Linked DNA regions of Homo sapiens: region 2 is linked to region 1. A link is a loop called in an ENCODE intact Hi-C map of the cell type or tissue named here. Cell type or tissue: HepG2. All regions are shown on one strand. Links, peaks and the distances in the headings refer to the core of each region. The heading gives the core; the rest is flanking DNA.

Region 1 (8,342 bases), core at 112-8,111:
TAATTAGATTATTTGGGTTTTGTGTCGAGTTGTTTGAGTTCCTTGTATATTCTGTATATTAGTCCCTTACAAGATGAATAGTTTGCAAATATTTTCTTCTATTCTATATGTTGTCTCTTCACTCTGTTGTTTTACTTGCTATGCAGAAGCTTTCTAGTTTCATATAATCCCATTTGTCAATTTTTGGTTTTGTTGGCTGTGATTTTGAGGTCTCCGTCACAAAATCTTAGCCTAGACCAATTCCTGAAGCATTTTCCCTATGTTTGCTTCTAGCAGTTTTATGATTTCAGGTCCTACACTAAGTCTTTAATCTGTTTTTAGCAGATTTTTTTGCATATGGTAAAAGATAGGGGTATAGTTTTATTCTTCTGCATATGGCTGTCCAGTTTTCCTAGTACCATTTATTAGACAGTGTCCTTTACCCAATGTATATTCCTGGTGACTGTTAAAAATCAGTTGGCTGTAAATACATGAATGTTTTTCTGTGCTATTTATTCTCTTCATTGGTTTAGTATATATAGAAAGGATGCCTCCCACTTTGTTCTTTATGCTTACATTGCTTTGGCTATTTTGAGATTTTTTGTGGTTCCTTACAAACTTTAGGAGTATTTTTTCTATTTTTGTGAAGAATGTCATTGGTAGTTTGATAAGGATTGCATTAAATTTGTAGATTGCTCTGGGTAGTATGGTCATCTTAACAACATTAATTCTTTTGCTCCTTAAGCGTGGCATGTCTTTCTGTTTGTGTCCTCATCAATTTTTTTCATCAGTATTTTTTGGTTTTCATTGCCTAGGCCTTTTATCTCTTTGTTAAATTTTTTCCTAGGTATTTAATTTTTTTGTAGCTACTATAGTTGGGATTGCTTTTTTGATTTTTCAACTAGTTCATTATTAGTGTATAGAAATGCTACTGATTTTAGTATGTTGATTTTTGTCTCCTGCAACTTTACTGAATTTGTTTGTTCTAAGTTTTTTGGTGAAGTCTTTAGGATTTTCTATATTTAAGATCATCTTGTCTGTAAAGAGGGATAATTTGCCTTTCTGTTTTCCAATTTGGATGCCTATTTCTTTATCTTGCCTGATTCTAAGACTTCCACTACTATGTTAATAAGAGAGGTGGAAGTAGGCATTTGATTCATGTTTCAGTTCTTGGAGGAAAGGCTTTCAGCTTTCCCCTATTCATTATGATGTTAGCTGTGGGTTTGTAATATGTGGCTTATATTATGTTGAGGTATGTTTTTTCTATGCCTAATTTGTTGACAGTTTTTATCAGGATGGGATGTTAACTTATATAAAATGCTTTTCCTGCATCTATTGAGAGGATCATAGTTTTTGTCTTTCAATCTGTTGATGTGATATATCACATTTATTGATTTGCATATGTTCAACCTCCTTTGCATACCTGAGGTAGATTCCATTGATCATGGTATATTATCTTTTTGATGTGTTGCTAGGTTCAGTTTGCTAGTACTCTTGAAGATTTTTACTGTATGTTCATTAGGGACTTTTTTTGGCTGTTGTTTCCTTAGTATCAGAGTAATGCTGGTCTCAGAGGTCAAGTTTGAAAGAATTCGTGCCTCTTCATGTTTTTGGAATAATTTGAGAATTAATGTTAGTTGTTCTTTATAAGTTGAATGTAGCAGCAATGCCATCTGGTCCTAGATTTTTCACTGTTGGGAGACTTTTTATTATGGATTCAACCTCATTACTTATTATTAGTCTGTTCAGGTTTTGTATTCCTTTTTTTTTTCAAGATTGAAAAATTGCTATTTATTTAAAAAAACTTCTGAATTAAATAGGCAAATGGCAATAACTGGTATATACATTAATTCAAAGTATTTTCACTGAGCACTAAATAGAATAGTTTCCAATCTTTTCACTAAGAACCCCTTTTAAAGAATGCCCAAAACTGGCCAGTTGCGGTGGCTCAGGCCTGTAATCCCAACACTTTGAGAGGCCGAGGTGGTCGGATTACAAGGTCAGGAGTTCGAGACCAGCCTGGCCAACACAGTGAAACCCCATCTCTACTAAAAAATACAGAAAAAATTAGCTGGGCATGGTGGTGGGAGCCTGTAATCCCAGTTACTCGGGAGGCTGAGGCAGAATTGCTTAAACCTGGGAGGCAGAGATTGCAGTGAGCCGAGATGGTGCCATTGCGCTCCAGCCTGGGCAACAGTGCGAGACTCTGTCTCAAAAAAAAAAAAAAAAAAAAGAAAAGCCGGGCACGGTGGCTCACACCTGTAATCCCAGCACTTTGGGAGGCCGAGGCAGGTGGATCACGAGGTCAGGAGTTCAAGTCCAGCCTGGCCACAATGGTGAAACCCCATCTCTACTAAAAATACAAAAAATTAGCTGGGCGTGGTGGCACATGCCTGTAATCCCAACTACTCTGGAGGCTGAGGCAAAGAATTGCTCAAACCTGGAGGGGTGGAGGTTGCAGTGAGCCGAGATCACACCACTGCACTCCAGCCTGGGCGACAGAGTGAGACTCTGTCTCAAAAAAAAAAAAAAAAAGCCTAAAACTTAGTTTATTTAAGTCTTTAATCAAGAAATCTAAAGCTGCTAATCAGAGTTTTGAATCACCATTAGATGACTAGGCTAACAACCTTGAGGTCATATAATGTGGGTTTTAAAAGCTTTGTTTAAACTATACTTTCTAACAGAGGGGATTCATTGGTCTCAGGTGATTAATCACAGGTTCAAGTGCGAGATACTGTATATACATAAATAAAATAAAGTAATAGGTATCATTTATAAGGATAAATAACATATGGCCCTGGTATATTCAAGGGGAATAATGTCTTAATTTTTATGGTTGTACAATTAGTGATGGGCAGGGAGACAGATACAAATGACTGACCCACAAGGGAGAACCTAACAAGGGCAATAGAAGAGATAAAAGTCCGGTGCCCTAGGGATGCAGCAGAAAGGGTGCTGGGAGGCTTTAGGGACCAGGTGGCATCTAGGTCAGATCAAGATATGAATGGATGTCAATGTGTGTGTGTGTGTGGGAGGGACCTTCAAGGCTGGAGAAAACAAAGTGAGCCAAAACACTGAGCCACAGGAGTACTCCCTGCTCAGATGACAGTGAAGCATTTGTTCTGAGTAAAAATATGTAATCTAATAAAAGACTGCATAAAACACTGGAAAACCTCACGCAACAAGAGCAGGAAACAATGCTTGTGAGTATTTCTTAACAGCAATTCAAAAGAGTATCTGAGGTGGCCTGTGGAACGAACGAGAGAACAAAATATCTTCCTAAAGGCAGAGGCACCACATGTTCTTGGTGGAGGTTAAGTAGCCAAGGATCATACCGCAAGCCCACCTCCACTCTGAGACCCCAGTCCCTTGGAATCAAATCCACAGCAAAAATCTTACTTAATGGAAAATCTCTCCCTTCCCAAAATGTAAAACAAAAACAATATAGGCAAACAAAACTGAAAACAAAAAGAGATAATCAGAGCAAGCTTTAGCCTCTCATACTTCACCTATGCCCCAACTGCCATGTTACTGAGAAAAGGGTCTGCCCCATTACTTAAATGGATTCATTACTGCAGAACATGACAAAATTTAGCATATCACTGATCCTACTATGTCCCTCCCTATAAAAAAAAAACAAACCACACAAAATATAACCTTACCCTGAATAAAAGTCAGCATTGACCTAAGGATCCTACTGTAATGTGACTACCCTAACCCAGGAAACCTTAATCCTGTTCTGACCTATTCACACAAAAAATCCCCATTCTTAGAGCTTTGGAAGCATTACAAACATTGTTGCATTAGATTCCTCTTTTGAGGTATTCTGAAGCCTTGAAACACAGCAAATTTACATATTTTTCTATACTACCACTGAAGGGTAATTATCATAAAAGGCCTACAACCAAAATCCTCATCCCCTGATTCTTAGGCTATTTTTTTTCCCTCAGATGAAATAATAGGAAACACACACAAAAAGATGAAAGTCATACAAAAATAAAAACATAGAATCTGTAAGTGTCATCACACTAACAGTCTTAACTGTGCTAAAGAGAAAAAGAATTTATTTGGTTTACTCAAGCTCTGGGCATTTTATAAAGTACTCAAGACATTAACAGCTTATAAAAGTAGTGGAAAAAATTTAGGTGGGAGCATAAAACTAACTCCTTCGTTCAAAATGCCAAGTTCATAAGAAGGGATTTGTGGCAAACTGTCTGCACAGGGCTGCCTCAGACACCAGCCCAATCTTGGGCTGACGGCCTTGGCCTTTGTGCTCAGGTCAGTTTCTGAGGTGCAGGGATGTTGGCAGATGCCTGCTTGAGGTACGTGGAGGAGCCCTGAGGGCTGCTGCCTGGTGTTCTGTGCTGCACATTTGATGCCCTTCAGCACCTGTTGCCAGTGCCTCAGCTTTGTCAAGTGCTTCTGGACCAGTGTGTATTTCTGTTGTAATTCATTCCTTAGTTCTGAGACATCCTCTTTGGTAACTTGCTCTGGTGTCTGGACAAGTAATTGCAATCGTTTTTTGTAGGAAAACATTCTGCCTGTGTTGCAATATCCAGAAACTCCTAGATATACTGATCAACAGCAGTTTGAATGTTTTCCTGATCAGTGCCATTGACATAGTCCTGACTCACCAGAGAAGCAAAGCAAGCCTCGAAAGATGGCTCCAATTCATTCACCAGGTACTGTGAGAAGGTCTCAGAGTATCTGGTGCTGCCTGAAGAAGTGAAGCCTGGCCCCGGAGCTCCAATGTGGGTAGTGGGGGCCCTGGTGGCTGCCAAGAGAACATACCACCTAGTGGAGCCACCGTGTCTCGAATAGCCTGTATTTCTTTATGATTCAATCTTGTTATATAAAATGCATCTAGGAATTTATTCATTTCCTCTAGGTTTTCCACTTTGTTGGTGTATAATTGTTCATAAGTCTCTAATGAACCTTTGCATTCCTCGTTATTGATTTCTAGTTTTATTCCATTGTTGTCTGAGAAGATGCTAGATATGATTTCAATTTTTTTTTTTTTTTGAGACGGAGTCTCGCTTTATCGCCCAGGCTGGAGTGCAGTGGCGTGAACTCGGCTAACTGCAAGCTCCACCTCCTGGGTTCACGCCATTCTCCTGCCTCAGCCTCCTGAGTAGCTGGGACTACAGGCGCCCACCACCACGCCCAGCTAATTTTTTGTATTTTTAGTAGAGACAGGGTTTCACTGTGTTAGCCTGGTCTCGAACTCCTGACCTTGTGATCCGCCTGCCTTGGTGTCCCAAAGTGCTGGGATTACAGGCATGAGCCACCGCACCCAGCCTTAATTTTTAAAAATTTGTTGAGGCCAGGCTTGGTGGCTCACGCCTGTAATCCTAGTATTTTGGAATCTGAGGATCCTCAAGTGGGAGGATTGTTTGAGGCCAGGAATTTGAGGCCAGACTGGGCAACATAGTGAGGCATTGTCTCTACAAAAAGTTGAAAATTAGCTAGGCATTGTGGTGTGCACCTATAGTCCTTGTTACTTGGGAGGCTGAAGAGGGGATAATTTGAGCTCAGGAGTTCAAGGCTGCAGTGAGCTGTAGGACTGCATTCCTGCCTGGATGACAGGGCGAGACCGTGTCTAAAAAAAAAAAATGTTGAGACTTATTTTGTGGCCTAATGTATGGTTTACCCTTTAGAATGTTCCATGTGCTGATGAGAAGAATGTGTGTTCTACAGCTGTTGGATAAAAGATTCTGAAAATGTCTGTTAGGTCCATTTGGTCTAAAGTGCAGTTTAAATCCAGTGTTTGTTGATTTTCTGTTTAGACGATCAAATGCTGACAGTGGAGTGAAGTTCTCAATAGTTATTGTCTTGGAATCTTTATTTTTACAGTGAATAATATTTGCTTTATGTATCTGAGTGCTCTGTTGTTGGGTATATATATATATTTAGAGTTGTTATCTACTGTTACACTCCAGTAGCATTTTTGCTATGAAGTGAATCTCCTGGGTTGGATGCTATATTACTTGGTATTTCATGTCTTTGGATCAGGCGTGAATAATAGTGCTGGCTGAGCCTTACAGGACTAGAAAGGCAAATCCATGTTTGGAATAAATCCAGGTATTTATCCCTGTGAGGTTGAACCACTGTACTTTAGAGGCTGGCAGGTGGCTGAAGTAGTCAATTTGTCCCCCAGTAAGTAGTTTATTTTCTTGAGGAATAGTGTCACATTAGGGACTCAACTTTCTGCTGATACATGCTGGGTAGTTCTTGGCAATTCTTTAGGTATCTATGTACCATTTTCCTCCTTTATCAAGACCAACACTTGTGCACTGGGTTATCCTTAGACATAATCATAATTACTGGCCTGGTGGCTGGGAGAGGAGGTTGGACCAGCTCCTGGGAGAGCAGCACCTATTCCCTTGTGAACATAATTTGCAGGTACAGTACAAAATGAAAATGGGGACCTTTGTTCAAAAGGTAGAGGAAAACATGCCATAAAAACAAAGTTTCTTTTTTTCTGTGGAATAATATATATAAGGTCGCACACGGTGGCTCATGCCTGTAATCCCAGCACTTTGGGAGGCTGAGGTGGGTGGATCACGAGGTCAGGAGTTTGAGATCAGTCCAGCCAATATGGTGAAACCCTGTTTCTACTAAAAATACAAAAATTAGCCAGGCATGGTGGCACACGCCTGTCATCCCAGCTACTTGGGAGGCTGAGGCAGGAGAATTGCTTGAATCCAGGAGGCAGAGGTTGCAGTGACCTGAGATCGTGCCACTGCACTCCAGCCTGGGCAACAGAGCATGACTCCATCTCAAAAAAAAAAAAAAAAAAATATATATATATATATATACACACACATATAAATAAAATTATGTATATATTATATATATATGTGTGTGTGGTTGTGTATATATGTCAACCTTTCCTGTTCATCATTATATTGTGCATTGCCCATTTAAATCAGCACAATCAGTGAAATGACACAATTTCTACTTTGTTGCTCCTATTAGGATTTTTTTTTTAGAACATTAGAAATGTTGCAGAAACTAATTCAGCCTTGTTTTTGTTTTTGTTTTTTTTAGACAAGGTCTTGCTCTATTGCCCAGGCTTGAGTGCAGTGGCGCAATCACAGCTCACTGCAGCCTCAACTTCTCAGGCTCAGGTGATCCTTCCACCTCAGCCTCCCAAGTAGCTTGGACTATAGGCATGTGCCACCACACCTGGCTAGTTTTTTTAGAGATGGGATTTTGCCACTTTGGCCAGGCTGGTCTTGAATTCCTACACTCAAGCAATCCACCCAACTTGGCATCAGAAAGTGTTGGGATTATAGACGTGAACCACTGTGTCTAATGTCTAATTCAACTGTTTTACTTCACTTCTCCATATGCACATTCTACCAGTGCACTCTAACTTCAAGTTGAGTAAGAAACAGAGAAAGTAGCTATGAGTTGCCTTATGTTTCCAATCCCTTGTGTGTGATCATTTTCAACACAAGTGGTTGGCTAATAAGAGGAACTTGAGCAGGAAATGCGTTGACCGGGTTCCTTGGCTGTTTATGCTAAGACATTGTCTTCTGAGTTCAAATCAAATTCTGGGTCCAAATGGACAGTGGTGTCTCTTGGGGCTGTCAGTGTCCCAGATCACTCAGATGTAAATGTGTTTAATATGGAAGAGGAGCACAGAATTCTGGTGAACCCACAATGTGCAGTGAAACTCAAAATGAGTATGAGGAAAGTTATGGAAGTTGAAGGGCAAGCATCACAAATACCATTTACAAAAGGATAGGCATATTGCATGTATCTTCCCTGTGCTGGACAAGGGTTGTGTGCAGCTATGTAGGGCACATGCTCATTAAGCTGGCCTTAATTGTGAAGGTTCTGTGGTAATGAATGGTGGAAATGCTATTCCTAAGGAAGGATGGGCCATCTCTACACACCCAGATGGTCTGTGGCTGGGAGCATGGCAGAGGCAATCTTGGGCATCCATGGAGATGTTCCGGTGTCATTTTTCAGGATCCCAGATTTTCCTTACGAAGGGTCTGACCTCTACAAAATAGACATGCATTGGCTGAGCATTCCAACATCTGTAGAGCTCTGCTACAGGCCTTCAGCCCACATATTTGGGCAATAATTCTGCCTTCTATCCAAGAAGATAAAGGCCTTGTAAGCACTCACCAGGGAGTCCTGGTTTACTTAACCATTAACTGTTTGCTAATGGCTGAATGAAGTCTTCAATTTCTCAAGGTCCTTCTGCAGGTGGTAATGCAGATCGGCGATAATCAGTCTACTCTGCTCTTTGTAGGCACTTTCCCTACATTTTCAAAGGCCTGCATCATCACATCTGCCACAGCATTCTCTATCATTGAGGCATTTTCTCAGGAAATCACCTGTGAAAT
Region 2 (8,342 bases), core at 289-8,288, 140 kb before region 1:
TGCCAGTAATCTAAGTGCAGGATTTGAGATTATCTAGTGTACTGAGGGATATAAGACCAGACCACAAAGCAGTATAATGACTGACTGCAATTCATCTTTACCCTACAGGTCTTACCCTTCAGGATTCTTCCTTAAATTTGGGGTTGGTTTGTCAACCCTGGGTTTCTACCTTGAATGACTCCGGGTTTTGACATATGTTTCTGGGGCTCTTTGAGGCCCCCAAGGTCACAGATCAATTTCTCAGTTGCTTACTTAAAATCACAAAATATTCTCAGGGAAAATGGGCTTTTGTGTGCTAAGCTTACCTCTCTGGGTACTTAATTTACTACACTTTTTTTTTGTTTGTTTCTGAGACAAGATCTCACTCAGGCTCAATCACAGCTCACTGCAGCTTCAATCTCCCAAGCTCAAGTGATCCTCCACCTTGGCCTCCTGAGTAGGTGGGTCTACATGTGTGTACCACCACCCCCAGCTAATTGTTTTTTATTTTTAGTAGAGACAAGGTCTGGCTATGTTGCCCAGACTGGTCTTGAACTCCTGAGCTCAAGTGATTCTCCTGCCTTGGCCTACCAAAGTACTGGGATTACAGACCTGAGCCACCATGCCAAGCCTATCGCAGATTTTTTGACTGGCAATTTCTCACTGATTTATTTGCTCTTTACTGTTTTCAAAATATTTGTTTTTATTATTTTGTTCAGTTTTTCTAGTAGTCCTCCTTGAAAGCTTGGCCTGAGTTAGCTCACTTGCCACTATCAGAACATCTGAACTGCTTCTTCCTTTTTTTAGGGCTGCAAAAAGATTTCAACAAATGGAGCTACCAGGATTATTTAACCAATCCCATACTGAAAAAGCTGTTTCCACATTTTTCCTATCTGAATCAATGCTAGAATGCATACCTTGAATGCATGTCCTTTCACATGAAGATAGAAACTGTGAGTCTTTCCTCCTTGCATCCCTAGCATCTGGTGTTGCCTAGCACATAATAAGTCCCTCAAAAATAGTTGTCAAATACTAAACGAATGATGAAATTGCAATTTTGCTCATTCTAATCACAGATTCTTTTGTGTTGTTGGTAATAATTGCCAGCTGACTTTCTTCCATCCATCAAAGAGCAGTGGGATCAGATGGCCCAGTCTGGTGCCATTTCAGTCTGATACCATCTTGACCACACTTGTCTGTTTTCTTGTGTCCTTCTTTACAGTTCACAAAAGGCGAGCGGCAACCCCATATATTCAGGTATTTTACCAATAAGATACACCATCCCATCTCTGCATGATCTTAGACTCATTCATCACAAAGTAAAGAGGCTGCAATGTGTGATCTAGAGGTACTTTCAACTTCAAATTACAATTGTCTCTCAGTATCCCTGGGGGATTGGTTCCGGGACCCTTGGCAGATACCAAACTCCACAGATACTCAAGTCCTTTGTATAAAATGTAGTATTTGCATATAACCTATGCTCATCCTCCTGTATGTTTTAAATTAGCTCTAGATTACTTATAATAGCCAATACAATGTAAATACTATGTAAATAGTTTTAGGCTGCATTGTTTAGGAAATAGTGAGAAGAAAAAGGTCCATACCTGTTCAATAGAGATGTGACCATCCTTTCTTTTTCTGAATATATATATATGAGAGAATATATATATATGAGAGAATATATATATATATATGAGACAAGGTCTCATGCTGTTGCCCAGGCTGGAGTGCAGTGACACAATCACACCTCACTACAGCCTCAAACTCCTGGGCTCAAGCAATCCTCCCAGCTCAGCCTCACAAGTAGCTGGAATTACAGGTGCATGCCACCACATCCAGCTACCTTTAAGATTCTTCTGTAGAGACGAGGTCTCACTCTGTTGCCCAGGCTAATCTTGAACTCCTAGACTTAAGCAATCCTCTCACATTGGCCTCCCAAAGTGCTGGGATTACATGTGTGAGCCACCGCACCTGGCCTGTTTCATTTTTATGAGATTTCTGTATCAGTAACGTTTATATAATATCATATATGATAGTTACTACAAGGACTGGATATGTAGTATTTGTTTGTTTGCTTGTTTTTTTGAGATGGAGTCTTGCTCTGTCGCCCAGGCTGGAGTGCAATGGCGCGATCTTGGCTCACCGCAACCTCCACCTCCCGGGTTCAAGTGATTCTCCTGCCTCAGCCTCCTGAGTAGCTGGGATTACAGGTGCGTGCCACCACGCCGGCTAATTTTGTATTTTTATTAGAGATGGGGTTTCACCACATTGGTCAGGCTGATCTCCACCTCCCGAACTTGTGATCCACCTGCCTTGGCCTCCCAAAGTGCTGGGACTACAGGTGTGAGCCACTGCGCCTGACCCAGATATGTAGTATTTGAACTGAAAAGCCAATCCATTCTCCTGGATAAAGGGTTTATCTTGGTTTTGAGACTCCCTGAAATCTCTACCATTGGGTTTCTTGTAGAAAAACTGGGACACCTATACGGATATTTCTGACTTGATACCGCTTCCCTTAAATCTCTGTATGACGTTCCACCTATAGGGGCTGTGGGAGCTCTGCCCTGTCTGTGGTATGAAGCAGAGAAGCAAGCAGAGCCTGAAAAGAAAAATGGTCCACCATGACCAACCATCTCCGAGGAGACAGGATGAAGGGACAGGCAGGGAGAGGTGAACGCTAGGCATCTGCAGCACCAGCAGGGTGCTCTCGAAATGTTACAGAGAGAAGAGAAAGGATAACGTCAGAGCAGAGTCGAGAGCACTAGTGCAAACAAAGTGACTTCTTAGTTTATCTAACATCTGACTTGCTTTCTGGGAAGCATGGCTGTAGGAGGGGATGGAGCTGGGACAGACGGAAGGACGATGGCTGGACACGCATGGCTATCCCAGGGGGAGCTGAGTCAGAAAGGGCCCGGCTCCTGCCACTGCTTGTGGTACCCAACTTTCTTCTCATCCCCTCCCCACACACATATGAGAAGCCTCAGGCCTCCTGAAAGGAAATTCCATCTCAGATGAGCCGCTTTTCAGGGTGCGTGTGACAGGGTTCCAGTCAGAAATCTCATGTAACCCAAGCGAATTTCTCTCCTTGCTGATGCTCTAATACCAATCATGGTTATTCTATCAGAATTGGATGTTTCTGTCTTGTATCATTCCTGTAAACATAAAGTGAAGAAATCCTTGGGAATGACGTGGCTTATTCAATCAGCAGAGCCTGCAATCTGAACGTGGACCCAAAGTTACTCTTTTGGTTTTGAATTTTCCAAAGTTTGATTTCTAAATTCTTGATTTTTCAAAAATATCAATTCAGCAAGAGACAGACTCAAATTAAAATATATATATATATATATATGTGTGTGTATATATATATATATAAATAAATAAACGGGACCATCTGTCTGTATTGCTTAAATAACCAGAGCGTTGATTTTTCATAAATGTGCCTTTTGCTCATCTATGTCCCAAACACACTTCCAGGTGATATCAAGAGAGGCTAGATCATTATCTATCAATAACACATTTGCCTTCTTAAGCGCATTGAAAAATGCAGGAATAGAAACCAAAGTCAGAGAAAGGGCATGAGTTTGCCTGAGGAGAGTTCCTTATGAGGGAGGCACAGTGCCCTGCTGACAGGGCAGGTGAGGCTTCTTTGAGGAACTAACAAGAAGTCGGATTCAACCAGACTCTCTACTAGGCCAGCAGTGAGTGGTTCTTTTCTTCATTTGTTTTGGCCCAAGGGCCATTTCAGGAAAATTTACTGGCTGGGTTTCTTTTCCCCAATTCAAAATAAAAATACTGGCTGGGTGCAGTGGCTCATACTTGTAATCATAGCACTTTGGGAGGCCAAGGCACGTGGATTGCTAGAGCTCAGGCATTCGAGACCAGCCTGGGTAACATGGCAAAACCCCATCTCTACAAAAAAAATACAAAAATTAGGCCGGTGTGGTGGTGCAGGCCTGTAGTCCCAGCTACTTGGGGGACTGAGGCGGGAGGATTGCTTGAGTCTGGGAGTTGAAGGTTGCAGTGAGCTGAGACGGCTCCACTACACTCCAGCCTGGATGACAAAGTGAGACTGTCTCAAAAAAACAAACGAAAAGAAAATACTGAGTCTTGTGGAAAAAATATTATTCCTTCAAAGTTAAGATGACCAACAAGATAAGGCACTGCTGTTAGCAGTAACATCCAGGCATGTTTAAGAAGTAGGAATGGGGAGGTGCTTTTTAGTGTTTTGATCATGAAAGCAGGTTGCAGTCTAGGACCAAGATCCCCATTCTAGATGATCTTGACCTTCTGATAGAAAAGAACCCTCTAATTTCACGTTTTCTATCTGGCCTAGATGAAATTATGGGATACTTTTGGACATGGGTATCCTTTGTTCTTTCAACAGTAGCTTGCAATTGTTTTGTCCAACTCCTAGATGGACTTCAAACTGTGAAATTGTGTAAGACAATCTGCCTTCAAGGGACTGTGACGCTCTCTCTGATTACCAGTGTGAGCTGCTCACAGGTCCAACCCATGTGGTCTTTGTGAATCACACACCACTGGCCTATACCAAACTCCTTCCCCATTCTGCCCCTGTGACAAACCACTAAAATATCTCTCTGGAAAAACAAAACCAAACCTCTGGAAGTTACCACATTAAAAACAAGTAATCTTAAGAAACCACTTTCTACAATGTAGAATTTCCATAGAGGGAAAAACTAGGACACTGTTCCATTTGCTAATAACTTTCCTTTGACACTTGAATCCTTATTCAGCTGATATTTATCAAATGCCCATAAGAGCCAACTATAGACCCCGTGCTTTCCTTTATGACAATGAAGTCCAACACTCACCCTGGCGAAATGGTCGTTTCCGAGAAGCGTCTGCAGGAGGACGGGCAGCTGCTGCTCCAGGTGAAGCTTAAGGCAGAGCTGGGTCAGCTCCTGGCGGTCCAGAAAGCCAGTCCCCGTGGTGTCGCAGCTGCTGTAGACTTCCCTGAGCTGCGAGACATAGTGGTTCTCTTCTTCATCCATCCCATAGCAGGCTGGCAGTGTGCAAGGGAAGAAGAAAACATCAGGACACTTTCCCACCTCCCCTCCCATTCCCACACTGCCGGTGAGCACCGAGCTACATGGTCCAAGCAGACGCAGGAGCTGGCATGTGGGGAAGGCACCAGGGACCCTTGCAGGGCCAAGCACACAGTGGGAGGACTCAGCTCCACCCTTGCAGGAGAGGCCAGAGCAGGTTAACAGGGAGTGAGGATAAATAGTCCTTCAGTCGTCAGTCACAAGAACCAGAATTTCTTTGTTGTATGAAAAATATCCATTAGGCCAGGTATGGGTGACTCACGCTTGTAATCCCAACACTTTGGGAGAAAAAGGCGGGAGGACTGCTTGAACCCAGGAGTTCAAGGCTGCAGGGGCCTTGACAGTGCCACTGTTCTTCAGCCTGGGCAGCAGAGTGAAACCCTATCTCAAAAAGGAAACTATTCTAGAATAATTAGAAAATAGAGATATGTAGTATAAAGAAAACTAAAACCATCAAAAATTCCACTACCATATAAAAACACTACTATTAATATTTTGACCAGCATACAATCTGATTTTTTTTTTTTTGGGAGACAGGGTCTTGCTCTATTGCCCAGGCTGGAGTGCAGTAGCGTAATCTCAGCTCACTGCAACCTCTGTCTCCTGGGTTCAAGTGATTCTCCTGCCACAGCCTCACAAGTAGCTGGGACTACAGGTGCACGCCACCACTCCCAGCTAATTTTTCTATTTTTACTAGAGACGAGGTTTCACCATGTTGGACAGGCTGGTCTTGAACTCTTGACCTCAAGTGATCGCCTGCCTTGGCCTCTCAAAGTGCTGGGATTACAGGTGTGAACCACCGCACGCAGCCCAGATTAATTTTTCTGTACACACGTACAAATGTAGTTTTTTTCCTTACAAGGGTTTCTGTTTTTTTTTCAAATAATAGGTAGTAAAAATTTTACTGAATTGTACTAAATGAAAGTGCTTACAATAAGGAAAAAAAGGAAACTCCAATAAAAATACACAGAGGATGTTAATAAATCACAAAAGATATATATATATAATTAATAACCATCTAAAAATGCTCAAATTAAAACCAAGATATGCTATTTGTAACTGTCAAATTATCAAGACTAAAAATCCTGGATGCCTCTTGTAAGCAAGGGATCTCGTCCACTGCTGGAGGAAGGAATTGGCAAACATTTCTGGGGGGTACTTTGTCTTTATATCAAGAATACTTAAAATATTAACTGGCCTAGTATCTACTTACATGAAATTCCTTATATTTAAGAAAATAGTTACAGACAAAGATATGAGTTCATCAGAATATTATTTATATAAGGACAGGAAAGAAAATAACCTAAAATATCCAACAGAAGAATAGTTTGTCAAATTACTGTGTATTTATATGACAGAATATTAAACAGTCTTGAAATTCACATTTATTTATTTTTGACTGTTTAGAGACAGGTTCTCACTCTGTCACCCAGACTGGAGTGCAGTGGCACAATCATAGCTCACTGTAACCTTGAACTCTTGGGCTCAAGAGATCCTCTTGCCTCAGCCTCTCAAGTAGCTGGGACTATGGATGCATACCACCGTGCCCAGCTAATTTATTTAAAATTTTTTTACCAAGATAGGAGTCTCACTATGTTACCCAGGCTGGTCTCAAACTTCTGGACTCAAGTGATTTCCTGCTGCGGCCTCCCAAAGTGCTGGGATTACAAGGTGTAAGCCACTGCACCCAGCCAAAATCACATTTCTGAAAAATATTTAATAGAATGGGCAGTGTAGAAGAATAAAAACTTTATAATAATAGTAATAACTAATCTACTTACTGGTCACTTTACATATAATAATTCATTTATGCCTTATAACAATTCTACCAGGAAGCTTCTGCAACTTTCTGGAGGAAAATATATTTAAAAAAAGGGAAAAAAGAAACAAATACATCAAAATGGTAAGAAATGCTTTCATGGTATTACACATTTATATTTCCTATTTTATATATTTTTATATCTCTCAAAAATTTTAGAACAAGTAGAACACTTTTGTAAGTAGAAAATGTTACTAAAACACAAAAAACATTAAAGCCCTAAAGATATTCAGATAAACCACATAAAACCACCAATATTAGGCCATCATTCTGACCCACAAAAACGGCAATTTCATATGGTTCAGCCTATAAGGTAGGCACAAGAACTAAGGAACAATTCTAAAAAAGAGGAAATATAAGGAAACAACAACATGAAAAGTCAATCAAGCTCATTCATAATCAAGTAATTCGTAAACATGAAACAATGAAGCAACATCTCTTTCCAGCAAGGCACAGCACAGTAAATGCCAGTTCTATATAGATGTCGCTTTAATGTGGCGGGAGGCGTTTACTTGCCATCATCCACACAGGGTACGGAAGTTGGAGTCAGAAAAAGAATGTATGAGGAGTTGAAAATCTGTTCAGATCAACTCCCCAATGGAAAATGTGCATGCTCCTCATCTTACTCAGGAAAACAATATAATCAGTGATATAAAAATTAATGTTGGCCAGGTATGGTGGTGTGAGCCTGTAGTCTCAGATTCTCAGGAGGCTGAGGCAGGAGGATAGCTTGAGCCCAGGATTCAAGGCTACAGTGAGCCATGATCACACCATTGCACTCTAGCCTGGGTGACAGAGCAAGATCTTGTCTCTTAAAAAAAAAAATTAAGTAGAATCTTCATGGTGACATTAAACTGATTGTAGAAGGTGAACACATCTGACCTTTTAATTAAACACCTGTTGATAAGCTGTTAAAAACAGCCAGTATCTACACTGAGAATGAACAAACCGGTTCATAGTCTCAGAGGTGCAGGTGAAAATGATAATCTGCTCAGCATCTGCAAGGGCCTGCCCTATTTGCTAATCAAATTACTCAACCCTTCTCAGACAGGAGTAGACAGAGGTTCAGACAGGGCGAAGACGAGTGAACTGTGAACATCTGCCTCCTCTTTCAGACTGTTTTGAGATGGTAACAATGAAAATGGACAGAAAACCATAAACAATAAATCGGAAAGCAAACTAAGCCTGGGCAACATGGTGAGACCCCGTCTCTACAAAAAACAGAAAGAACTAGCTGGGCGTGGTGGTGCATGCCTGTAGTCCCAGCTACTTGGGAGACTTAGGTAGGAGGATCACCTAGAGGCCAGGAAGTCGAGGCTGCAGTGAGCTGTGATAGCGCCACTGCACTCCAGCCTCAGCAACAGAGCCAGACCTCGTCTCAAAATAAATAAATAAATACAAATGAAAAAGAAAGACAAGTGGTAAAATTCAGAATGTGAAAGGCAAGGAATGGGGACAGAGGGCAGAGTGGCTGGTGG

The links. Hi-C counts contacts between places; a loop is a spot of excess contacts. Peaks named below come from ENCODE experiments on the same cell type or tissue, not always from the same donor. Only the 100,000 strongest peaks of a DNase experiment are listed, where the experiment ranks them.
Region 2: a loop joins it to region 1, with 1.8 times the contacts of the local background. A loop is called at or near these places in 1 of 110 quality-filtered maps.

Annotation. Positions count from the first base shown.
Region 1 is chr20:25,665,604-25,673,945 of GRCh38, forward strand. ZNF337 (zinc finger protein 337) reads right to left here. Exons shown (of 5, transcript NM_015655.4): 5 at 7,592-8,342. ZNF337-AS1 (ZNF337 antisense RNA 1) reads left to right here. Exons shown (of 4, transcript NR_126465.1): 3 at 8,249-8,342. It also overlaps the pseudogene MED28P7. Among named protein-coding and RNA genes, the nearest start is that of ZNF337, 27 kb to the right of the region's middle. In HepG2, for the core only: a CTCF peak has its summit at 4,749; DNase peaks (open chromatin) are centred at 4,618 and 5,508.
Region 2 is chr20:25,521,597-25,529,938 of GRCh38, forward strand. NINL (ninein like) reads right to left here. Exons shown (of 24, transcript NM_025176.6): 2 at 4,812-5,002. The coding sequence starts at 4,991. Among named protein-coding and RNA genes, the nearest start is that of NINL, 60 kb to the right of the region's middle. RefSeq lists enhancers at 4,437-4,992, 4,993-5,547. In HepG2, for the core only: no CTCF peak of the experiment used is centred there; DNase peaks (open chromatin) are centred at 4,445 and 5,295.